4 separate regions of the Homo sapiens genome follow, and all the other regions are linked to region 3. A link is a contact called in ENCODE Hi-C or POLR2A ChIA-PET data. All regions are on one chromosome and are shown on one strand. Each heading gives the region's core, a stretch centred on a gene start or an enhancer-like site at or near the end of the contact. The rest is flanking DNA. Distances are from core to core; before and after follow the strand shown. Region 1 overlaps JMJD1C (jumonji domain containing 1C). Region 2 holds the start of REEP3 (receptor accessory protein 3). Region 3 overlaps ARID5B (AT-rich interaction domain 5B). Region 4 has its middle 180 kb from the start of REEP3.

Region 1 (5,776 bases), core at 1,403-3,902, 1.2 Mb before region 3:
CCTCTGTCACCCAGGGTGGAGTACAGTGACTACAGTGATCATACCTCACTGTAGCTTTGAACTTCTGGGCATAAGGGATCCTCCCACCTCAGCCTCCTGAGTAGCTAGGATTAGAGGTACAAGCCACTGTGTCCAGTTACTTTTAGATTTTTAAACAGTTGAAAAAAACTCAAAAAGAAGAATATGTCATAACACCTAAACATTCTATGAAATTCAAATTTCATAGAATGCTAATATAGAAACATTTATTGGAACATAGCCATGCTCATTCATTTATGTATTTTTATGGTATTTTTTTAGCTACTTTTCTGCTGTAACAGCAGGGTTGAGTAGTTGTGACAACTGGTATGGCCCATAAAGCCTAATATATTAACTTTCTGGCCATTTACAAAAAATGTTTGCTAGCCCTTATTATAATTCATGAAAATACATGGAAGCCTTCAGCGGTACCTTCATTTAGTTAACTGCAGGTGGTATAGACAGCTTTGCTTTTTGAGCACCCCTGTAGCAACTTTCAAACTTTATATATTTCTTGTCCCAGCAAATCCTTATTAGCAAAATGGATTCTTGTATAAGTTAAAAAGATGTGGTGTGGTAAAAATTAATGTCACTCTTGTGGACTTAACATTCACGTTTTAAAACTGTTGCCAGCAATCTCAGGGATCTAAGAACAAGCAACTATTTGTAGTTTTGCTAAACCATGAATTTATGACTGGCGAAACTGGTATGGCAAAACATGTTCAATCACCTAATCTGATGTTCAGGATACAAAATAATTGCTTTTATGGTAACTCTTATACTATCAAAGATGGTTTTTATGGAGAAATTTATGTCATGGAATGGAATTTAAGAAAGCACACTGGATGTTACCACAAAGGTCAAGGGTTTTATAGCAGAGGGGAAAATCATTCCATTAATAAGCCACACATATCAGTATCAATTTGAAAGTGAGCATTCAGTCATTATCTATCAGAAATTGTCCAAAGGAGGAGAAACTGCTGCAGTTTTGTGATATTTCTTTTATCCTAAAATGAAAGTGCTACTCTAGACATCAGTTGAGACTTTTGAGCAAATCTGTTACGTTATTAAGCCAGTCTTCTCTGTCACTTAGAAACTAACCACCCTTTGTTGGTTTTTTGTCAGCAGTCAAATGAGACTATGTGTGACATAAATAATATATTTCTTGAACTGGCAAGGAGCACTCTACCTTATTATCTTAGGAAATGAGTTGTGTATATTTTTAACATTTTCATAATACTGGTGTCATTAAACCTAACTAGGCATATCTGAATATTTTAGTGTTCTGAGCTTATGTTTTATATTACCTAGATGGTTATTTTTTTCTTTCGAATTAAGTAGAAAGTACATAATCACCTAAAATTATGTTAGTACAGTAGTCTTACTGTCAAAATACACATTCCAGCCTGATTTTAACCTTTTCTTTGAGAGTCTCACTCTGCCACCCAGACTGGAGTGCAGTGGCACAATCTAGGCTCACTGCAACTTCTGCCTCCCAGGTTCAAGGGATTCTCCTGCCTCAGCCTCCCGAGTAGCTGGGATTATAGATGCGCACCACTACACCTAAATACATTTTTTTTGTATTTTTTAGTAGAGATGAGGTTTGGTTTCACCATGTTGGTCAGGCTGGTCTTGAACTCATGACCTCAGGTGATCCACCCACCTCGGCTTCCCAAAGTGCTGGGATTACAGGCATGAGCCACCACACCCGGCCTGATTTCAGCCTTTTACTCCATCATGTCCTTCTCTCTCTCTTTTTTTTTTTTTTTTTTTTTGAAACAGGGTTGTGCTTTGTCGCCCAGGCTGAAGTACAGTGGCACGATTATAGCTTATTGCTGCCTTGAATTCCTGGGCTCAAGTGATCCTCCCATCTCAGCCTCCCGAGTAGTTGGGACTACAGGTGCGCACCCCACCATGCCTGGCTGATATTTAAATTTTTTGTAGCAATGGCATCTCGCCATGTTGCTCAGGCTGGTCTCGAACTCCTGGACTCAAGGGATCCTCCCACCTTGGCCTCCTGAAGTGCTGGGATTATAGGTGTGAGCCACCGCACCCGGCCCCATTATCCCCTCCTGTACACGTGAAAAAATACCTTTATTTTGATCATCCAAGCAGTCATTCAGCACAGTGTTAACCTAGAAAAAAACAGCATTTGGGTATTTGTAGATCATGACTAAGGTACATCACCAAAGTGAGGTTTCTTCTCTTTTACACTTTCTGATTATAAGATTGCATGAGTTTGCCACCCTAAGTCTCCTCTCTTTGATGAGTATTTGACTATTTCTATATGTGGAATGTCACATAACCAGTGTTAGAAGTTTATAGAAAGGTATCTTCCACCCGTTGTTCTTTGCTTTTGAGTCAGCCTCAGTTTATAAGATAATGTTGCCTTTTACCCCTTACATATAAAGAAATGTGTCAAATTTTAAAAGGCAATAATAGTAAACTTTCATTTCTTTTGATTGTGCTAATGAGAGAGAGTGTATGTGGAGGGAAGGGGGGGGTGGGGGAGAAGAACCTGAGCCCTGGAAGTCACAGAACTAAGTTCAGATAACAGCTCTGTCACTTCCTGCTTGTAACCATGAACCTCTCTGAACATACTGTGTATATCAGCTCACAAAGTTGTTACAATTGATACTGTATGGAAAGTACCCAGCATAGTGTCTGCCATAGTAAATGCACCTTTAGGTTAGCTTTTTTTTTTTTTTTGGAGATGCAGTCTCGCTCTTGCTGCCCGGGCTGGAGTGCAATGGCGCCATCTCAGCTCACTGCATCCTCTACCTCCCGGGTTCAAGTGATTCTCCAGCCTCAGCCTCCCCAGTAGCTGGGATTCACAAGCGTGTGTCACTACACCTGGCTAATTTTTGTATTTTTAGTAGAGACGGGGTTTCACCATGTTGGCCAGGTCGAACCCCTAATCTCAGGTGATCCACCTGCCTCGGCCTCCCAAAGTGCTGGGATTATAGGTGTGAGCCACCGCGCCTGGCCTTATGGTAGCTATTTTTGTGTATCAGTACATTAAGGTGTCTCACTAATGTTCAATTAGAGTTCATGTCTATCTTTGCAAGAGGAGGAACAACACACAAGTGACTGATGTACCCCCAAACCTCATTTAAGATGTTTTTTGAACTTTTTCTGTGTTCTGTATACATTTCTAATAAAGCAGATGCTTAGTGAACTGATTTTTTTCCATTTGTCGTTTGCTGGAGGTTATAACTAGTAGCTCAAATAGGATACAGTTTACATAGGAGGAGAGGTTCATAGAGGGTCCTGTCTCTTCAATTAGCTTAGGTGACTTGTTTTTGAAAAATTAATAGGTATTAGTTATTCAAGATAAGAACTATATATAGGTAACTACTTATAGTTACTGTCTTTAAAGTGTGAAATGTGAAGACTGTGCCATTAAGTGGATTTTTTTCTTTTTTTTTCGAGACAGAGTCTCGCTCTGTCTCTAGGCTGGAGTGCAGTGGTGCAATCTCGGCTCACTGCAACCTCTGCCTCCTGGGTTCAAGCGATTCTCCTGCCTCAGCCTCCCTGGTAGCTGGGATTACAGGCGCCCACCACCACACCCAGCTAGGTTTTGTATTTTTAGTAGAGATGGGGTTTCACCATGTTGGCCAGGATGGTCTCGAACTCCTGACCTCGTGATCCACCCACCTCGGCCTCCCAAAGTGCTGGGATTATAAGTGTGAGCCATCGCACCCGGCCCATTAAGTGGATTTTTAATCTCACACGAGCTCAAGGCACAGCTGAAGACCTTTTAAATTCTGTGAAAGATAGTGGATATTCATAGCTAGTTTTTAATTCCAGACCCTTAATTTCTCTTATCTGTAAGTCAGCCTTGTTGACTTCTGTCTAACATTTAGCACCTTTACAAAATTATTCAAGTCAGTAAATATATATATAAAAAACCTATTTGGCTTTGTTTCAAGATTTGCTCATTTAACCTTTAATAATCCTCTTTAAAATGGGAATGATGATGTAACAGAAATCCCTGTAACTTACAAAGTACTATATGTAGACGAGGGGGAGGAATTCAACAACAATGCCTGTCATAAATCAGGCAGTGCATTGGGATACTTTTTGTGGGTTTTAATTAACCAGGTAGTTCACATCATTCAGCACTCAAATGTCATAAATCAGAATTAGATATTTTAAGAAAGCTAATTTTTGTACATAAGAAAAAATCTTATTAAAACATTTATTAAGATAGAAAAAGAGGGAAATATTAGTAACTCTGCTTTATAGATGAGGAGATTGAGAGACCAGAGTTTGAACCTACATAAAGTCATTATCAGTAAAGGGACTCAATTTAACAGTTTTTAATGGTATGCTATTTCCGCTAGATAATTAATGGTTTATTGTTGGAAAAATATTTGTATATTGTTTAATGATCTTGGAAATAGAGCCCATTATTTTAACCTGTTGAAAAAATATTTATAAGGCTGGGCTCGGAGGCTCATGCCTGTAATCCCATTGGGAGGCGGACGCAGGCGGATCAAGAGGTCAGGAGTTTGAGACCAGCCTGACCAACATGGCGAAACCCCGTCTCTACTAAAAATACAAAAATTAGCCGGGCTTGGTGGTGGGCACCTGTAATCCCAGGTACTCAGGAGGCTGAGGCAGGAGAATCTCTTGAACCCGGGAGGTGGAGGTTGCAGTGAACCGAGATTGCACCACTGCACTCCGGCCTGGGCGACAGAGTGAGACTCCATCTCAAAACAAAACAAAACAAAAAATATTTATAAATAAATGTTGAAGAAATAGATTATATATCCTAGTAGTTATAACTTATAAAATTTAAACATAGGCAACTGGTTTTATAGCCCATTATTTTAACCTGTTGAATAAATAAGATATAAATAAATGAGTTATAAGTTGTAAAATTCCAACACAGTCAACTGGTTTTATAAGGTGTACTTGTCTGCACGGTGTTGGCAATGCTTCTTTAAAACAGTTTATAGCCAGGCGTGATGGCTCATGCCTGTAATCCCTGCACTTTGGGAAGCCAAGGTGGGCAGATCGCTTGAGTCCAGGAGTTTGAGACCAGCCTGGTCAACATGGTGAAACCCCGTCTCTACTAAAAATACAAAAATTAGTTGTGCATGGTGGTATGCGCCTGTAATCCCAGCTACTCAGGAAGCTGAGGCAGGAGAATCGCTTGAACTTGGGAGGCGAAGATTCCAGTGAGTCAAGATCGTGCCCAGTACACTACGGGCTGGGAGAGTGAGACTGTGTCTCAGAAAAAAAAAAAAAAAAACAGCACAGAAAAAACAGTTTATAATTCCCTATATTATGGAAAAGGTATATGGATGGTTATGTATGGAAGTTTTTGTTTGTTTGGGTTTTTTTTTTTTGCAGATAATTTCTTTACTGAAACTATCGGTAAGTTTTACTATGAAATTTTACATACATGATGGAAAGTGGAAGACATATACCAATTATATTCCAGGAAAAAATACTTTAATAGTATTGTTATATAGTGTATTGGCTGATTCCAGTGGATCCTCGTCTCTCACTGCTGACATTATCTCCAATATTTGAATTATATGGCAGGGTTCATTTCTGTCTTTTAAGCAGTGCCCACTTTCCCACTTCTTTTTGGTAGGAAATGCAGTTTTTATATATTTTGATCCAGCATGTGTACTTTTGACTCCACACCAAGGTGCATCTGTCTCAATCATTAATTTTTCACTAGGAATTGACTTCAAAACTTCCAAATTAGTTTCAGTTTTCAGTGAGCAACCATTAAATCCTA
Region 2 (6,337 bases), core at 2,658-5,157, 1.5 Mb before region 3:
CTTGGCGGTTATCAGGTCCCTTTGCCTCTTCTAAGAAATAGAACCAAGGTCTATAATCAGCAAGAGACTGCCTCAGGGTCATTCAGCTGGTTAAGGTAACCAAAGCCAGTTCTGAATTCCAAGTTTCTTGGTAACAATCCAGTGATATTTCTTCCTACACCATTTTACTCACTTCCCTCATAAAAAAGCTATCTATATATCTATTACGTTTTAAGTGCACACTCAATGCCAAGCACCACACTTCCACGTTTTAGTTAAACTAATTTAATCTTTACAACAGTCTTTTTTTTTTTTTTGAGACAGAGTCTTGCTCTGTTGCCCAGGCTGGAGTGCAGTGGCACGATCTCAGCTCACTGCAACCTTTGCCTCCAGGGTTCAAGTGATTCTAGTGCCTCAGCTTCCCTAGTAGCCAGGACTACAGGTGTGCGCCATCACGCCCGGCTAATTTTCTTTACAACGGTTTCATGTGGTATTTATTATAATGACTTAAAGGCAAGAAGACTGAAGCTCAGAAGGGTTTAGCATGCTGCCCAAGACCACGCAGCTGTAAACAGTGGTATCCAGGGCCAGGTGCGGTGGCTCATGGCTGTAATTCTAGCACTTAGCGAGGAAGGTGGGCGGATCACTTGAGGCTAGGAGTTCAAGGCCAGCCTGGCCAATATGGTGAAACCCTGTCTCTACTAAAAATACAAAAAAATTAGCCGGGTGTGGTGGCGTGCACCTATAGTCCCAGCTACTTGGGAGGTTGAGTCATGAGACATGAGAATTGCTTGAATTGGGAGGTGGAGGTTGCAGTGAGTTGAGATCACACCACCGCACTCCAGCGTGGGCGACAGAGAGAGACTCTGTCTCAAAAAAGAAAAAAAAAAGAGTGGTGTCCAGGGCTAATTTCTCTGGTGTTAAAGTGCAGGATCTTGGGACAAAGTGCTTCTACATACAGGGTGCTTTGGTTATGGAGGTTCCCTGCCCATGCTACCAGAGGTTCATGTTGAGAGAAGGGTCTGATCTTGCTCAGGAGGAGGTGGTTGTCTCAGTGGGTTAGAAAGAATCAAGTAAATTCTACCTCCTGGTGTGAAAAAGGTTTCCAAGTTTGTGTAGATCCTGTGATTGCTCTTTCATGTTTAGAGAGAGAAACTGAGTAAAGAGGAAAAATAGAATGATGTTTATATTCTCTACAAGTGTGCTTTCTAATGTGCTAATGTGTTCACGGCTCACAAAATAACAGTTCCTGACACTTGAGAAATACATTTCTTTTCATGACATTTTCTTCCTCACATTATTGCTCCCTGTCGTTAGCCTCAAACCTTACATTCTGTAGCTCAAGTACTTTAACTGGAGAGAGGCTTTAATCCCCTCTCTCCAGTTAGGGAGCCTCCTAAGGAGTCTCCTTGTCTTCCAGGTCTCCATTGCCAATCATTTCACAGAAGGGCAGAGAATCTTCCAAAGCAAAGCTGTTGCTGCCTTATAACATTTACCCCTTCTTTCTTGAAAACAGGCCCCAGGCTACCTTTCCAGCTTGCTTTTTCCCCACCCGAGTCCCTCACGCCCACTGTAACTAATCTGGGCTTTTCCTCCTCTGGGCTTTGGCTCACGCCGGTCCCTATATCTGGAATCCTTTCCTTTTTCATCTTTGGCTGCCTAGATTCTGTCCATTCTTTTTTGTTTTTTTTCTGAGGCACAGTCTCACTCTGTGGCCCAGGCTGGAGTGCAGTGGCACGATCACGGCTCACTGCAGCCTTGACCTCCTGAATTTGAGCGATCCTCCTACCTCAGTCCCTGAGTAGCTGGGATTACAGGTGTGAGCTACTGTGACTAGCTAATTAAATTTTTCTTTTTTTGTGGAGACAAGGTCTCGCTATGTTGCCCAGGCTGGTCTCTAACTCTTGTGATCAAACAATCTTCCCTCCTTGGCCTCCCAAAGTGCTAGGATTACAGGTGTGAGCCACTCTACTGGGCCTATTCTTTAAGGCCCATCTGAAACGTAATCTCCCTTGCCTTTTCTGATTCTCCAACCAGATATCCCTTCCTTGTCCAACACTGGGTATTAGAGTGGGTGTAACTTTTACAAGAGTTGACATTTGGACCTGTACTGCAGATATCTGTGCACCCAAACTGTCAATTCCCATGATCAACTACGTGTTACTGACCTTTGTGTTATAGGTAGCACCTAGAACAGACATTCATATTCATTGGCAATTATGAAAAACAAAAGTCTAAAAGTGCTTCACAATTTTCTGTCAGCTGAAGAACTGGTCAAAGAAATCCAGAGGCTTTTTTTTTTTTTTTTGTAAAGTACAGCTTCTTAATAGGGCACTTGATTTTCTAGGTGTGGACACAACAGTTGATAGACATCTACTAGGTCAAGAAAGGTATGCCTGAATTAGATAAATGACAGACTCAAAAGAGAGGCCAGGAAAAGGCTGAAAAACAATCTGAAGGCATCTGTGGTATCCTTTTGTTTATATCTTGATTTTTAGTTTCGTACAGGGGAACACAGGAAGCTCTGAGGCTTTAAAACTAGAAACTTTGCGATTTAATCAAATGAAAAATTTTGAATGCTGTGCTGCAAATCTGATTAAATAGGGCTAGTAATTCACTTCCAAACAAAATAAACCCCAAACTCAGAAAATCTAGCTCCTTTTAACAAAAAGTCTGGTAATGTTATTTTTCCTAAATTCTAAAGCTTATCAGAGAAGCCTGCCCCCTCACATAAACATTTTTTCATATACCTTTATGAAACCTTCTGAGATAACACTACTACAGAGGTGAATAATGAATTCATAGGCCCTAGCTGTAACTACGTCATTGTTTACTTGGTGACTTTTTTTTTAATCGGGGAGAGGGGTAAAATGGAGATGAGAGAAAATCAGTTTAAACTGTATTCAAATACATTTACACGATTAACACCACCAACTCAAGGAATTTCTTTTTCTTACAGACCTGTAGCACTTGTTGGTAGGAGAACAATGAAATGAACCCATAATTTGAACAAAGGCAACAGGCACCTGCAGCCTTTCAATCACTTAGCAAATATTTCCGCCGAGACAGGGCCGAATTCGGGGATCTGGGCGAGCAGCCGGTGTCACCTTTCTCGGTAAGCTGCAAATCTTGGGAAAACTAGGACCCTTCCCAGGGATCCTGGGCTGGGAGCGGTCTCCGGTTTTTAGACAAATCTCTCCTCCTACCACACGTGACCGAATGGCAATCAGCCGCCAAGAGAGACACCGCAACGCATCAGCCGCGGGATACAAAGGCTCGGCACTGCCGTCGCATCCTCGGGAGGATCGCGGAGCCTCCCGCGCTCGGCGTCTGCGGAGCCTGCGCAGGGAGCAGCTGCGAGGCGCGCCGCTCCCGGGCCCGCAGGGCGGTGCCGCGCTGCGCGGGGAGCAGGAGCGGGGAGCGCGCGCCGCCTGCCCTGAGCGCCTGCCCACCCAGCGCCGCCGGAGCAGGGGCGCCGCGCCGCACCGCACGCAGCCGAGCAGCGCCACAGCCGCCGCCGCCGTCGCAGCCGCAGTCGCCGCAGCTAGGCCCTCGGCCGTCGCAGGGAGCTCCGCAGCGACGTGGACCAAGGTGAGGAAGCCGAGGGCTCCCCCAGACCCTCGGCAGGCCCGAGGCCGGGCTACCCCGTCCCCGCCCAGGCCCAGGCCTTCCCTTTCCTCTCGGCTCCTTCCCCTTCCCACAGCTCCCCTGGGCCTCGCGCCGGCTGCAGGGCGCAGTGAGAGGCACTTACACCACGGCTCTGGAGATCATCCAGGACACCATCTTCACGGGGGCTTGGGCCCCACGTCCGGGGCGGGTGGGCGCAGGGCGCTGCGGACCAGGCCGCCAACGGCAGGCCGCGCGCTTCGCCGGCTCCTCGCGCTCCCCGGGGCCGCGCTGGCGCCCTCAGGAGCCGGGCCCGGTGTGTGCGCGCGGCGGCCTGGGCTGCGCAGAGGTCGGTCCCCCGCCCGTCCCCGCCCGCCCCCGCCCGCCGGCCCGGCAGCCTAGTCCGGACAGCACCCCGCCCCTGCGCTCCGCTGATAGGCGGTGGCGGCGGCGCGTTGGCCCGGGCCAGGGCTGGGGCCAGGCGGCCGGGCTCCAGGGCTGGGCTGGCGGGATCCTAGCCCGCGCTGGACGGCCTCGCTGCCGCGGCCTTGGCCCCTGCGCTCTAACCAACCTTACCCTCCTTAGCTCTTTGGGACGCCCACACTCGCGGCGAGAGTGGGGCAGGAGGCTGAGGAAGGGTACTGGAGGGTAGGGATTGGCAGTGCCTGTGTGAAAAGTGAGATATTCGCAGGAACTCGGTGTCCAATAAAACTCTCGACCAGGCCCTGGTTTTGGAGAGCCAAGACTTTGAGGTGTGCCTGGCCACATCCGGTATCCTCAGTGTTTACGGAGGCCCAGCACCAAAGGCGTCCTTATATTACCACATTTTAAAGGAATCGTCGAGAGGTTCTTGCACAGGCCTCCGTGTGTGCCACGAGTCTCGTGGTGCAATGCAGGGAGGGACAGAGGAGGATTTCATGTTTGCAGTAGTGGGTGCAGTGATACCACTGTTCTGGGCCTCTTAGGGCACCTTTTCATCAGAGCATCTGCAAAGACTGTTTACAGACACGAATCTCCATTATTTCCCTGAGGCCTGCCAGATGTTCAAAGTAAAGGCTGGGTCTAGGATTCCTGACCTGTCTTAAGATTTACAACTATATTACAGCTGTAAGATTTACAACTGTATTTTTTGGAGGTTGGGTTACTGCTTACACCTTGCTGTTCTTGCAAATATCATTTCAAGGGCAGACTTTTAAAACTGTTTTTTTTTTTTTTTTGTGACAGTACCAAATTGAGAAAATGATGTTAAAGTTTAGATATTTTTATTTTTTCCAGTTAAGACGATAGTAAAAGATAATTCTAGTATTCAGATGGTGCGAAGAATAAAAGATGAAATGTAGGCTTGGAGCCTTTAATTAAAGTCCTAGAAAATATGATGGCTTTTGTGACCATACTGTAATTTTGTCTTCTTGTTCCTCAGTTTCCCTGTGATAAAAAGGGGGTAATAATACTGTAGTCTGTCTCTTGCCTTTCAAGGGTGATATGAGGCACTGCTAAATAATATGTTTAGGAAATACTCTGACTTGCATGGAAGACAATCAAAGGACACAACAGATTATCCTAAATTATTTTCAGTTCTCAGTCAATAAATTGGGTAATATTTCATTATTTAAGAAACAAGCTCAGAAGCTACTTTCTACTCTTGGGTTAGGTTCTTTTCGCTTATTAATTCATGTCAAGACTTTTTATTTCAGGAATTTGAGTAATAATTTGCATTTAACTCTGAATCTTTTATTTTTGGCCATTATTCAGCATTATTTGAGGATCAGGTGTGCTGCATAAGCACCAGTTTTTTGGCGAACTCTCTTGTTCAATAAAACTCAAATGAATTTGAATATCATTCAGATCCCTTCATGAAAGGTCCTGAAATAGCTTTACAGCCTTTACTTTTACTACTTTCACCCCCAACTCCTAATGTACCCGTTCCCTACCTCTCTTCTTTCAGCCAACCTGTATTTTCATGCTCAGTGCTTTTGCCCAGATTTCGTTTTTCCCTTAACACTTTGCTCCCCATTCTGTACCTATCAGAACTCTCATTTTTCAGTGGCCTGTGCCATGAAGACATCCTTGGTTTTCCTCAGGGACAATTATTCCTAATTTTGTCTGTGCTCTCATAATTTATTACTTGAATTTCTATTTCTTATCTGTGTCATTCTGCCTCTACCATGTCTAATGTACTGAATGGTAAAATGTTTGAGAACAGACATGGTGTATTAGATTTCTTTGTGTTTTCCAACTATCTAGCCTCAGATAGGGTAAACGTCCAATAAAAATTTGAATAATGTTTGTGAAATACAGTCACTCTTTAGGCATCAGATTTAAAAAATTTCAGCCACGTACATTGGAAGTCTCTTAAAAATGTCTTTCTTGCCTTTTTACTTTGGAGGTCATCATTGTGAATATTAATTATTTCAGCTAATCCTAGTACATTAATGCCTTCAGGGGTTGCTGAAGGCAACCTAGGTAGGATGGCTGGCTGCTCTCTGAAATGTCCCTAGACTGCTGTGCGTTAAGTTTCATTTTGTATGCTTATTATATCTTCTGCCTCTTCCACATTTAGATTACTTTTTGCTGCTTTCTTTCTATTTACCTGGAACAGTGCCTTTTTTCACATCTCAATAGGCCATGGGTTGGAAACCACCTACTATGTGCTATACACGTGTCATTGAGTCATTCTGACAACTTAAAAAGCCATATAGCGTTTATTCCCTTTTGGTACCATGGAAAGTGAGGTTTAGAGAAGTTAACTCAA
Region 3 (6,379 bases), core at 530-3,029:
GCTCAGTGCTATGTACTTACTGACAGAACCTAAATCCTAAGACTCCAGAATTAGACCAGCTCTTGTTCTTTAGGTGAGACTGATCTCTACCAAGAAAAAGCTCTGCTAGGGAGAGAGCAGTACCCTTACTGATAGCATATCTGGCTTCAGTCAGTTTTATTAGAAAAAAAACAGTGCAAAGCAATAGACGTACTGTTACTTTTACGTGTGTATATGATTCACTGGCCTGGCTTATCACAGAGTTCAGTAAATGCTCTTTGCATGAATGTTTTCAGTATTATACATGAATAATAAGAGTAGCTAAGTGAATAATAATAGTAGCTAACCATTTCTGAGCACTTTCTCTGTACAAGTCACTCTTCTGAGTGCTTTGCATACAATAATTCCACTAAAACTCACAGCAAGCCAAAGAGGAAGGCATGATCCTTATCCCCATCTTACAGACCAGGAAACTGAGACAGAGATGAAATTACTTGTCTCAGACCATACAAATGGTTACTGGCAGCAGAAGGATTTCAACACAGGCAACTGGACTTTATCCAGAGCCCCTGCTTTAAGCAACTTATCTCTAACAGACACACACACAGACACACACACACACACACACACACAGACACACACACATTGCCTCAAAATGAAGTATTCATACTAACTTGGGCTGGCAGTCACCAGGGAGCTCTCCGCAAATGAAAACACTCAAGTACTACATAGCACGAGGGTGCTGCAGCCCACCCCAGACAGGAAACACTGTCCGACAGAATTGACAGCGAGTGGGGTCCCCTTTAGTCTTGACCCAGCAGTAGGTGGCAAGACTCCCACTAAGGCCAATAAAACTTAGTCAGAGAGCCCTACATATTACCCTCCTTAACCAGTGGGCCACTGACTCTTCTGCCTAATCAGTGAAAGATCTCTGTGGTTTAAAAAAAAAATCTTTCCCCTCTGACTGCCCATCTGTTCCTCTTACTCAGTGCCAAGAAATTAACAACTATTCACCTTTGTGAAGTCACTGCTATTTCTATAGGTGTTAATCCTCAGAGAATCAAGCTACCTCCAGAGCTCCAGGCTACTCTGACAGCTAACCCATGTTTGTTTTTTCTTTTTAAACTCCTTCAAATATTAATGAATTATAGTCTATTTTCTCAACAATATAGCAAAACAAGTTTGTTTTTCTTAAAGGGTCTAGAAGCTGAGTTGCAGACAATTTGTTTATATATTTATTTCACTACGGGTTCACACAAGTTACATGGCAGGGCAGTGCAGGTGTGGGAAACTTTTATGTCAACCCCAACTCTTGCAATAATAATAATAAAACAAAGGGAAATGTAACCAGTTACTGGCAAAGTAAATTGCTTTTGGCTTAAATGTTCCTGTTTTTTTCTACTGTGTTCTTCCTGTCATGACCGTCTCTTTTTTTTAATAGCATTTATGCTCTTGGAAATACCACGAAGATAGATAAACTGCTATAAAAGCTGGATTGACTCATCAGTTAACAACTCTTCCTTCCCATTTTGCAGAGAGACTTGTTGCCAACACAGCTACATATTCTCTCGAGAAATTCTTTGTGAGCTTCCACTCAGAGATAGGATTTACTTGTTGGTAGGGACTGGAATCAGGGGAATGGAAAACCAGCACAATTTTCCTAAGAGTTTGACCCCCGAGGTCAATGTCTAGAGAAGTCGGCGGAGCGTTAACTCATTCGATTTGCAAGTTGCGTGTGTCTTTTAAACACGAGCCAGAAAACAAAACTCCACTGATCACAGTATTAGGGAAGACAAACATTGTTCTATGTATAGTATGCGTTACTGATAATACCCTGCATTTCTGTAATGCTTTTCCTCTGAGGATATCAATTCTCTGGCACATTTTCTTTTCAGACAATAATCTTAAAATACTGGCTGGGCACTTTGGGAGGCTGAGGCGGGTGGATCACGTGGTCAGGAGTTCGAGACCAGCCTGGTTAACATAGTGAAACCCTGTCTCTACCAAAAATACAAAAATTAGCCAGGCATGGTGGTGTGCACCTGTAGTCCCAGCTACTCGGGAGGCTGAGGCAGGAGAATCTCTTGAACCCGGGAGGCGGTGGTTGTGGTGAGCCAAGATCGCACCACTGCACTCCAGCCTGGGCAGGCAACAGAGCAAGACTTCGTCTAAAAAAAAAAAAAAAAAATACCCTGGCAAGTTTCAGCATGGAGCATTGCTCTTTCGGGGGGGAGGAGTAACCTACCCTAATTTAGTTATCATTTACTGTGTTCTATTTTCAATGTTTCCCTTTTAACTATTTGGAAACTTCCTCTTTCATTACAACAAAAATAGAACGAATGTTTTTAAAGTTATTAACGTATGAGTAAAAGACTTAGAAACCAAGAATGGCAGAAGGCTTGATCAAAGCCACTCCTAAAATTTATGGGTGTAATGAAAGAAAGGCATTTCACAGATAATCTCTTACAGAATTTCAGTTTTCAAATATGTGGGGGAACAAAAGAAAACTAGAAGCTCTCAGACCTCATTTTGGCTTTAACTTAAAGCCAATATTTAAAAATTCATAAATAAGTCCCTGAAATTTTTATTTCAAATCCACAGTTATATTTCATATAGTGACCATTGGTATTAAATTTCTATTCAATTGTTTGAATCTTTCTACAAATTCACAAAACACTGATCACATACGAATTTAGGAAATATTCAAGTTTATTTTCATTCTGTTTTCCCAAAATCAGTCTTCCACACCCAACAGAAATGCCTGAGAAGCAATTGCATTGTATGAGATATAAACACACTGGGCCATTGACAAGCACAACTTGATCCTGCGCGACGTTCTAACTCTGATGATGAATTTTGAACAATAGATATGGAAACACAATACTGCAAAAGTTTCATTATTTGGCAATTGTTCTGACAGTTTCCTCTTCAGAGTAATTATTTTTTCTCAGATAAAGGCATTAAAAAGATGAAGCCCTGGTGGTGGCTCATGACTGTAATCCCAGCACTTTGGGAGGTGGGAATATTGCTTGACCGGGAACTTGAGACCAGCTTGGGCAATGTAATGAGACCCCTGTTTCTACGAAAATTAGTTGGGTGTGGTGGCATGTGCCTGTAGTCCTAGCTAGTTGGGAGGCTGAGGTGAGATGATTATTTGAGTTCAGCAGTTTGAGGCTGCAGTGAGCCTAGACTGTGCCACTGCTCTCCAGCCTGGGTGACAGAGTGAGACCTTGTCTCTTAAAAAAAAAAAAAAAAAAAAAGAGCAAATGAACCCAGAGTCTGGAACCCAAATTCTAGAGCCAGATTTAAACACTTTTCATGTTCAAATGTCATCAAGAGCAGACAACCCCAATCACTAATGGATGGATGTGCCCTAGAGAAATTTTACACTCATCACACTGGATATCATGCGATATAAAGACCTGGACTTTGAGTTTCCAAGTGTGCTTTTGCCCAAGTCATACCCCTACACTGCTTGAACCACAAACTACAATTTAGCATTTCCAATGAACTCTGCTCTCACAGAATCCAAGTGCTTGTTCTTCCTCCTGGAAGGGTGAGCAGTTGTGGTGTTAGAAAGAACATTTAAAAAAAAAAAAAAAGAAGCTGGCTTCATATGAGGTCGTCACTTTGCCTCTTTGTCAAAATCATTGAGAGCCCCAAGAGTCAACAATGAGAGTAATGTATTACTGCCTTTGCTATACCTGGATTGCTTGGGCAGTTTAAGTCCAAAACAGCCATGGACTTCATTGACTGCTCAACAAACCATGTAAGTAAACACTTTTGTAATCCATTCCAATACATGCCCAGTCTTACTCACTCTGTTTCATACTTGTGAATGCTGGAGTAATTATTAATGCTCCTGATCAAGGTTTTAGTAATTTCTTAGGCATGTGATTTGCATAGCTATTTCCTGATCCGCCGTCTCTCTCTGCCCTGGAGGTCTTCATTTCTCAGAAACACTTAAAAACAGATTATTTTACTTCTACCCTTCCCCCAACCCATAAATGGAACAGGACTTCCTAGCTCATCTGTATTGCTAATTGGTTTGAAAGCATGTGACTCCATGCATTCTTGCCATTAAAACACAAGCAAGCCTTTTTTGAAGTCAGCTTTACCAGCAGTGATAGGCAGATTTCTATCTTTGTTCCCCCACTGTGTCTTGAGGCAAGGGAGAAATGTAAATGATCACGTTATTTAAATATTGTTCTGAAATCATGTAGTGAATTCCAACGTAATATAAAAATGTTCTAGAAGTCTGTATAATAGGGGTGTCCACAAACACACTGGCAAAGAAGAAAGGGATTATAGATGCTTTTCACTACTGCTTGAGAAACAAGGGGAAAATCTGGGAGCTGAATCTAGGAGTGAGGAGACAGTCTGGCTTTTCAGAGGATTGACTCTCTAAGGGGAGAATTCTGGAAATAGGAAAAGAGATTGAAATCTATGCCAGACCTTTCCAACTCTCACCTTCTCTCTGGTCTATTTGGCTGTCTGCAATATCCTCCAGGGGAAACCATTCTTGGTGGAGGGTCCCCTTGTAAGAAGTGGACGTGGTAGCTCATGGCTGCTGTGCAAGAGCCTATGCATCTTTGGGATAATGGGGTCTATATACCATAGCATGGACAAGACCACAGCCTAGGTTTTCCTGAGGATCAGGAGCCTATGGAAAGAATCCTTTGTCTTGGAATTCCATATATTCTTTTTTTTTTTTTTTTTTTGGGACAGACTCTCGCTCTTTCACCCAGGTTGGAATGCAGTGACGCGATCTTGGCTCACTGCATGCTCCACCTCCCAGGTTCACACCATCCTCCTGCCTCGGCCTCCCGAGTAGCTGGGACTACAGGCGCCCGCCACCAAGCCCAGCTAATTTTTTTTTTGTATTTTTAGTAGAGACGGGGTTTCACCGTGTTAGCCAGGATGGTTTCGATCTCCTGACCTCGTGATCCAACCGCCTCGTCCTCCCAAAGTGCTGGGACCACAGGCGTGAGCCACGACGCACAGCCAGAATTCCACATATTCTATAAAGAGACATCAGGGCAGAGCGGACATCTTAGGACTTAGCTCACACCTAAGGGTGTGGCGGTGGTGCTATCTAGGAGCTGATACTGCACGCAAAGGGTCTGTTTTCTCAGCCCATGCCACCCACCAGCTAGCTGCAAGGTCCTGTCAAGTCACAAATTCAGTAAAACCAAAAGTGGACTCTCAAAATGCCATCAAGGCTCAAACTCCCACTTTCACATTTACCTGGCAACTCCTTTCTCCTATTCATCTCTCCAGATGCCAGGTGTCCACGAGCCATTTCCAGGCCCCAGGCTCCTCTCTCAATGGAGATCATGCACAGAAGCTATTACAATGAGAATAAGCATGTTGTTTCAATGCTATACTATGTGTTTTTTTCTTATGACTTTGAAATAGCTCCTGTTTTCATTTTTTGAAAACTCTTCTATAAATACAGATTTAGTCTTTCTTGGTATGGTTCTATATAATACAAATATAATATTAACAAGATAATTGTCTTTTTTTCTTAAGGCTGTTTAAGGATCTGCTCTGGAAATGTGTTTTAAGGACATTTTGATTTCCACAATTTCTGAAGGTTGTACAGATAGAACCTCTTAAACAAAGAGAGTTAATTTTTTGTCTCTCTCTTTTTTCTTTTTGTTACAATCAATAAATCTGCTCGTTCTAGTCTATGATTGATATGTTCTTTGGTGTTACTATTGAACATGACAGCACAGAAGTGAAAGCAACATTTTTGTACTGAATAGCCTTGTAAGAGCAGTAAATATCAGAACAGTTTTTAAACTCATTTATAAACAGGACATTCTTGTTCAGCCATTTCTCCAGGTTTGGAAATGAGATATTCCATTTCATCATTGAGGATAACTGATTTGCTACCTCTCTACAGAAAACATTCCCCACTTGGAAATAAGTAAAAGAGATGGATTGTTTTTGTTTTTGTTTTGGTGTGTATGTGGATTAACATGGAGATATTTAACTTATGACATACTTGGATGAGTATGTCATGGGATACATTTTAATATTTAAAAGACATACACATAAGAAACAGTTATCAAGTGATAGGCTCCCAATTCTTTTAAAAAGATCCAAAAAGGAATTTGTACAGAAAGGGGGCTTTTCACTCACTTTGTGCTTTTATACCTTTCAGAAAGAATAATGTGAATAGTAGGATAGTCTTTTACTTAAAAGTAAAAAGATGACTATTTTTGGTTGTCTGAGATTCGGAGACATTTTTCTTTGTTCAGGCAAATCCCTCTCACCCTTCCTCCCTATGAGGGCACCAGCACCATCCCCAACTAAGTACCTCAGTGGTCTCTGAGCTTCATTTGTTTGTGCAGGTACCGGAGCCAAGATACTGGAAAATGACTTTAAAAACTCT
Region 4 (5,918 bases), core at 89-2,588, 1.7 Mb before region 3:
GTAAACATAGAACTTTGAATGCACTCATCTACAGGATAGATGAAAACAGTGTTATGACTGGGGCTGGAAGAGAAGGAAGTTGGAGAACAAAACAGTCTCTGTACAGACACAAGTTGGGATGTGCTGCTCATAACGGTTCTCCAGAGGGAATCGTGCAGCTAGCCCCTCAGTCAGGGATGATTGTCCCAAAGGGAGATGCACCTACTGAGTGAGGCCAATTAGTGGATCATCCTCTGGGAATTTGAAACGTAAATTATGAGAAACAGATACAGAAGGTTGTTGGAGCAGGGTTAGCAGTCAACAGAACCATAGAAGGTCTAGAAGTACCTAATGAGGGGCCCCCAAAGTGCTCTGAGGCTTAGTTATTATGCACCTCCTTTTATTCAACCATCCAATATTCCCTTTTTGGCTTATGTTAGTTAAAAGGGGTTTCTATTGCTTGCCATTAAAACAAACCTTAACTTACATAGCTTTGACTTTATCGGTATAGTTACCTACTGAGGATGAGATTGGTCTGCCTTGAGGAGGTCACCAAAGTTAATACATTTCACCAAACAATGTCGGAGATGCTTTAGTTGCTTTTCTCCTCAGCCTCCAAACTTAATCGCCAACACAAGCCATGAACACTGAACTGCATTCACAGTTGACAAAGCCATTTTTACACAGTATATTTTAAAATTCTACATATTTTGAAAATGCGGTTTTCATAAGAAACATTCCATTGTTGGTTACCTTCTGTGTATAAATGAATGTATCTTTCTAGAAAGATCCATTCATGTGTCCTCTTTAATCTGACCATCTATTGTCAACTTTTTCAAATGCAGCTGTCTTTTATAAATGTATCTACCAAATAATTGAATTGTTGTGATAGCAATTCTTTTTCCTTTTACACGTGCAATGTTTTCAATCAAATGTTGCCTAATAGCTAGGCTGTTTGGAAATTAATAATCTAAATAGATGGGAACAACAATATAGGTGTTTAAAGTTTAATTATTCCTTCAGGCTCATTGTGAGAATATCAAGGCTTTATTTATTAGTCTGATTCTATATTCCTTGGAGTATTTCATCTTATTCTACAACACTCTCCTTTTCTTCTTTTAAAAAAATACAACAAAACAATGAGGAGGTCAAATCTTATAAGGAACAAACATGACATCACATAGGGAAATGAGTCACTGTGCATCATACTGGGAACTGAGTCAGGACTAAACTGACTCACATCTTTCTGGGCCAAGAACCAATTCTAGTTATATCATGCTGGAAAATGACTCATTTACTACCTTTATTAGCTCCCCTCAAGATCAAATCAACAGCAAATTGGAGTAGGTCTTATGAAACTCAAGTGGCTCTGCTTGAGCCATTACTCTCTGCTGGTACACAGAGGATTTCTGTGTCTGAAATTAACTGGTTGTTTTGCCACAAGAACTCAAGCCCAGCCTTGCCAACAGTGTGTTGCACTTATCTGAGCTAACCACATCTAAACATTAGCATATCCATAATCTTTGTAGTCTCTACATGTAAGCAATTTTTAGATAATTGATTGAAAGCCTATCATTACTTATATAATAATCGTTGTAGAAAATAATCTGAAAAAAAACAACTACCCAGTTAGTGCTTTCATCAATAAAAAGTCAAAGCACAGCAATAGCTAACAGCTCTCTTTTTTGCCTTATGGTTATGCCACCTCCGCAAGTAAACTGAATGCAACAGAGAGCTGCACTAATAAAGTATTCCAGTTAAAACTGGAAAGGAAGACGGGAAAAATTAAAGTTCCAAAACCATGTCTTAATTTCCAAAGCATCTTAAATGAGTGCCTTTATAAGAAATGTTAACATTAACACCTGGGAATATACAAGGGATTATTTTTTAATGCGTGCATTGATACTAGCAGAATCTCCTAACTGGCTAATCTAGCCACAAACGCAGAGAAATTTTATACATATTCTTAAGTTCAAGCCAGGCACGCTGGCTCACACCTGTAATCCCATCACTTTGGGAGGCCAAGGTGGGCAGATAACCTGAGGTCAGAAGTTCCAGACCAGCCTGGCCAACATGGTGAAACCCCGTCTCTATTAAAAATACAAAAATTAGCCAGGCGTGATGGTGGGCGCCTGTAATCCCAGCTACTCGGGAGGCTGAGGCAGGAGAATCGCTTGAACCCAGGAGGTGGAGGTTGCAGTGAGCTGAGATGGCGCCACTGCACTCCAGCCTGTGCCACAGAGCAAGACTCCATCTCAAAATAAATAAATAAATATTAAAAAATACATATCCTTAAGTTCTGACAACATTGGAGCCATTCTCCCATATGACAGTAATTGATTAGGACAGAATATCTGCTGCTCCCTTTAGTGAGGACATTTAATGTTCTTTTCAATAATCTCCAGTTCACCACAGCCCCCACTACGGTCTCTCCTTGGCGACCATGGGGGATTAGTTCCAGGGCCTTTGTGGATACCAAAGTCCATAGCTGCTCAAGTCCCTTATTTAAAATAGTGTAGTATTTTCATATAACCTACACACATCCTTCGCATACTTTACCTGTAGATTACTTGTAGTATTTAATATAAATGCAATGTAAATATTTGTTATATTGTATTTTTAAATGTGTATAAATTTTTTTGTTGTATCTTTTTTTAATGGAGGTTTTTTTCTGAGTTATTTTCAATCTATGGTTGCTTGAATCTGTGGATGCAGAACCCGAGAATATGGAGAGCCAACTATATTCCCTTTTGTCTTAACCAGGTCCATTTCACATTACTTACTTGATTCTGGTAGGCATTTGAGTTTGCAATCCCTGATAAGTAGATTCCTAAGTTACTCTTACTGTTTAAATATAATAAACAGAAATAGAAAAAAAAAATTTTTTTTGAGACGGAGTTTCACTCTTGTTGCCCAGGCTGGAGTGCAGTGGCGCCATCTTGGCTCACCGTGACCTCTGCCTCCTGGGTTCAAGTGATTATCCTGCCTCAGCTTCCTGAGTAGCTGAAATTACAAGCACGCACCACCACACCTGGCTAATTTTGTATTTTTAGTAGAGACGGGGTTTCTCCAGGTTGGTCAGACTGGTCTTGAACTCCCGACCTCAGGTGATTCGTCCGCCTCGGCCTCTCAAAGTCCTGGGATTACAGGCATGAGTCACTGCACCTGGCCAGAAATAGAAAAATTTTAAAGAATGTAAAAATTTTAAAAGCTTATCCAGCTGGGTGTGGTGGCTCACACCAGTAATCCCAGCATTTTGGGAGGCCGAGGTGGGTGGACAACCTGAGGTCAGGAGTTCAAGACCAGCCTGGCCAACATGGTGAATCCCATCTCTACTAAAAATACAAAAATTAGCCAGGCGTGGTGGCATGTGCCTCTAATCCCAGCTACTCAGGAGGCCGAGGCAGGAGAATCGCTTGAACCCAGGAGGTGGAGGTTGCAGTGAGCCAAGATCGCACCACTGCACTTCACCAGCCTGGTCAACTGAGTGAGACTCTGTCTCAAAAAAAAAAAAAAAAAAAAAAAAAAGGCTTATCCACATTGCAGGTTGGCCAATCTTGTTTTCAATTTTTCTTCACTAAACATGTACTGAGCATCTTATTTGCGCTCCTCACTAAACATGTACTGAGCATCTTATTTGTGCAGGACAATGTGCTAGATGCTCTACATAAAAACATAAGATATTGTCCTTGCCCTCTAGTTACTTGTGTTGTACTTGAAACAACAGGTCACAGAAGAATGCTTTAAAATCCTATCTTAAAAATCATTAAAATAAGGCTCAGAGACTTTAGACTAATTTACCCAAAACCACAGAGATTAGAGCTTATCTTTTCTGTTTGATGGATCTCTACCTCTCGATTGATCAAAAACTTCAATACCTAATATTTGAGTAGCACAGTGTTCTGGGATGTAAAGTTCCATAGGGTACAGGCTTTATCCTCAAGAAATCTACATTTTAGTAGAATTGCAAAGACATTAAACACATAATTAAAATATTTGGTGGTATGTGATGAGCGCTTGACAGTGGAGCAAAAAGCCCAGCATAGCACTCAGGGATCATTTCCTGTGCAGGTGTTTGAAGAAGACCTGATCCCACCTCTAAGGCTTAAGCAACACTTGTGAAGACATCAACATCCTTGACTTGATTAATCTAACCTTCAACCAAGGCTGTGAGCTAGCTGAAGAAGGTTTCAGGTTTTCCCTGGTAAACCCATATAATTCTGACCAGTGATGGCAGGGAAAGTTTAAACAAGGAAGTAGTGGTGTAGGCAGTTGGCAAGAGGAGAAAAACCAGAAAGTCCTAAAGAGAAGGGAGCTTAAACAGGTACTCCAAGAACCACAGGGAGCCTCTGGAAAACCTTCAGATTCGTGATCCTTGCCCACTTGGATTCCTAAACCTGCACTCAGATTTCACCAGTAATGGGGATCAAGAGACTCAGGGTCAGATGGTGACTTTTATGTGTGTCTTGAGCCTCTTCACAATATGACCCATTCTTCTCCTTTCCATTTCCTATGCCTCCCCTCCCGCCTCACTGACCATCCAGCTCCGATCTATATGTTCTTCAACGAGGAGCTGACCTCAACAGGTTGCCTTTCCTGAGCTCCAGTGTCACTGGCTGCCCTCTGTGATTGGGCAATGTGAGGCGCAGGCTTGGGAGTGTAGAGGAGATGAGGAGTGGGAAGAAGCCTGAAGCCACAGCTCCTCCACCTTGGATGGTTTCTCAGGTGACAGACAGGTCCCTTCTCTGGCTTCAGCTCCTGCTGGGCAGGCCTGCCGTGGTTCTAGCCACTGCCAGCTGACCCTGGCTCCTGGGGCCTTACCTCTTTCACTTCTTTTTCTGTTGATAAACCCGTTTGGCTTCCAGCTTCTCCAGCACCTGTGTAAACAATTCCTGTACCCAAATTGAATTTCTTCTCTTGTAAATACTTAAAGTGGTTTCTGATTTCTTTGCTAGATCCTAATTGATACATATATACATGAAGAATTGATATATTAAATGGTGACTTGCCAAGTAGGGCAGTTACGATATTCGAGCCTAGAACACAAAGACTGTCTCCTCCTCGCCCCCAATATGCAGGAATTGCTTAGATGACTCTTCAAACAGATTTACCTCAGGAAGAACTGGGCCACCATCTGAGCAAGAGCAATCGTAATATGAATCCACTGTCCTTGAAGTGTGTTATAAGCAACCAAACACCCCATGGTTGTCATACCATTGGCTCAACTATGAAAAAAATACGAGTATGTGATGGACATGCGGTGCAGCCCATAAACTCAGTGTGCCAAGAGCTCTTGCAGTTCTTGAGTTCATTTATATTAGCAGAAGGTTTTAAAGAGGTAGTGGGAGAAGATGAAAGCAGAAATGTTTATATTTTTTAAAAAGAGGAAGGCAGAGATGAAAGTCAGAAAGAGAAGGGGCGAGAGGAGCTAGCCCATAGGTCTACTGGTGTGAGGATGATGCAATCAATTCCCAACTCAGCAAGGCATAGAAAGGGAATGAACTAGTAGCCCAAAGAGGAAGTGGGACAAGAGCTAGTTCCTCCTTCATCAGTTACCCCCATGGCTTCACAGTCTAGTGGAAATGCTCACATTTTGGAAAGGCAGATATTCTTAGACAAATACAAGTTGAAAACTGCACTTCACATAAACAAAGAATGATTTGCAGATTGACTTCCTTGTTACCAATTCAAATATAAAAAGCCTCTCTCCTTTAGCATATATAGTAAAGGATGGCTTACATACTAGATTTCTTCTGTTGCCTGGATTATAAATTATGAAAAATTACACAAATTATATATATATATATATAGTACACACAGTGTAAGCATATATACAAAAATATCTATATATACAAAAATTATACAAATTCTAGAATTATACAATTTCTAAGCCATTAAACCAAATGTTCTATGCCCCATCTTCCAGGACCTGTTGTTTT

The links. A loop is a pair of places that touch in the nucleus more often than their neighbours do. ChIA-PET counts read pairs that join two places held with the same protein, here RNA polymerase II (POLR2A). Pooled maps may share reads with other maps.
Region 1: a pooled map shows a loop between it and region 3 (1.8-fold over the local background). The contact joins two enhancer-like sites. A Hi-C loop is called at or near these places in 2 of 50 pooled maps. POLR2A ChIA-PET finds 5 or more read pairs at or near these places in 2 of 52 experiments (OCI-LY7 and PC-9).
Region 2: a loop to region 3 is called in a pooled map, with 5 times the contacts of the local background. The contact joins the promoter of REEP3 here to the enhancer-like site in region 3. A Hi-C loop is called at or near these places in 7 of 50 pooled maps.
Region 4: a loop to region 3 is called in a pooled map, with 2.7 times the contacts of the local background. The contact joins two enhancer-like sites. A Hi-C loop is called at or near these places in 1 of 168 maps with a recorded cell type or tissue (gastrocnemius medialis) and 7 of 50 pooled maps. POLR2A ChIA-PET finds 5 or more read pairs at or near these places in 1 of 52 experiments (endothelial cell of umbilical vein).

Annotation. Positions count from the first base shown.
Region 1 is chr10:63,222,732-63,228,507 of GRCh38, reverse strand. All of the region lies in intron 3 of JMJD1C (jumonji domain containing 1C), which reads left to right. It also overlaps the pseudogene TATDN1P1. Among named protein-coding and RNA genes, the nearest start is that of NRBF2, 92 kb to the right of the region's middle. Within about 2 kb of position 2,652, at least 3 of the 41 ENCODE cell types and tissues checked have a DNase peak (open chromatin) inside an H3K27ac peak, as active enhancers do.
Region 2 is chr10:63,518,971-63,525,307 of GRCh38, reverse strand. REEP3 (receptor accessory protein 3) reads right to left here and starts at 3,907. Exons shown (of 8, transcript NM_001001330.3): 1 at 3,731-3,907. The coding sequence starts at 3,762. It also overlaps a transcript of JMJD1C not described here. RefSeq lists a silencer at 3,222-4,271 and an enhancer at 4,662-4,711.
Region 3 is chr10:62,041,236-62,047,614 of GRCh38, reverse strand. The region is part of intron 4 of ARID5B (AT-rich interaction domain 5B); the gene reads right to left. Among named protein-coding and RNA genes, the nearest start is that of ARID5B, 140 kb to the right of the region's middle. RefSeq lists enhancers at 17-76, 867-1,006, 1,137-1,186, 6,377-6,379. Within about 2 kb of position 1,779, at least 10 of the 41 ENCODE cell types and tissues checked have a DNase peak (open chromatin) inside an H3K27ac peak, as active enhancers do; they include endothelial cell of umbilical vein, where a contact is called at or near this core.
Region 4 is chr10:63,702,796-63,708,713 of GRCh38, reverse strand. No RefSeq gene overlaps it. Among named protein-coding and RNA genes, the nearest start is that of REEP3, 180 kb to the right of the region's middle. RefSeq lists an enhancer at 602-1,801. Within about 2 kb of position 1,338, at least 11 of the 41 ENCODE cell types and tissues checked have a DNase peak (open chromatin) inside an H3K27ac peak, as active enhancers do; they include endothelial cell of umbilical vein, where a contact is called at or near this core.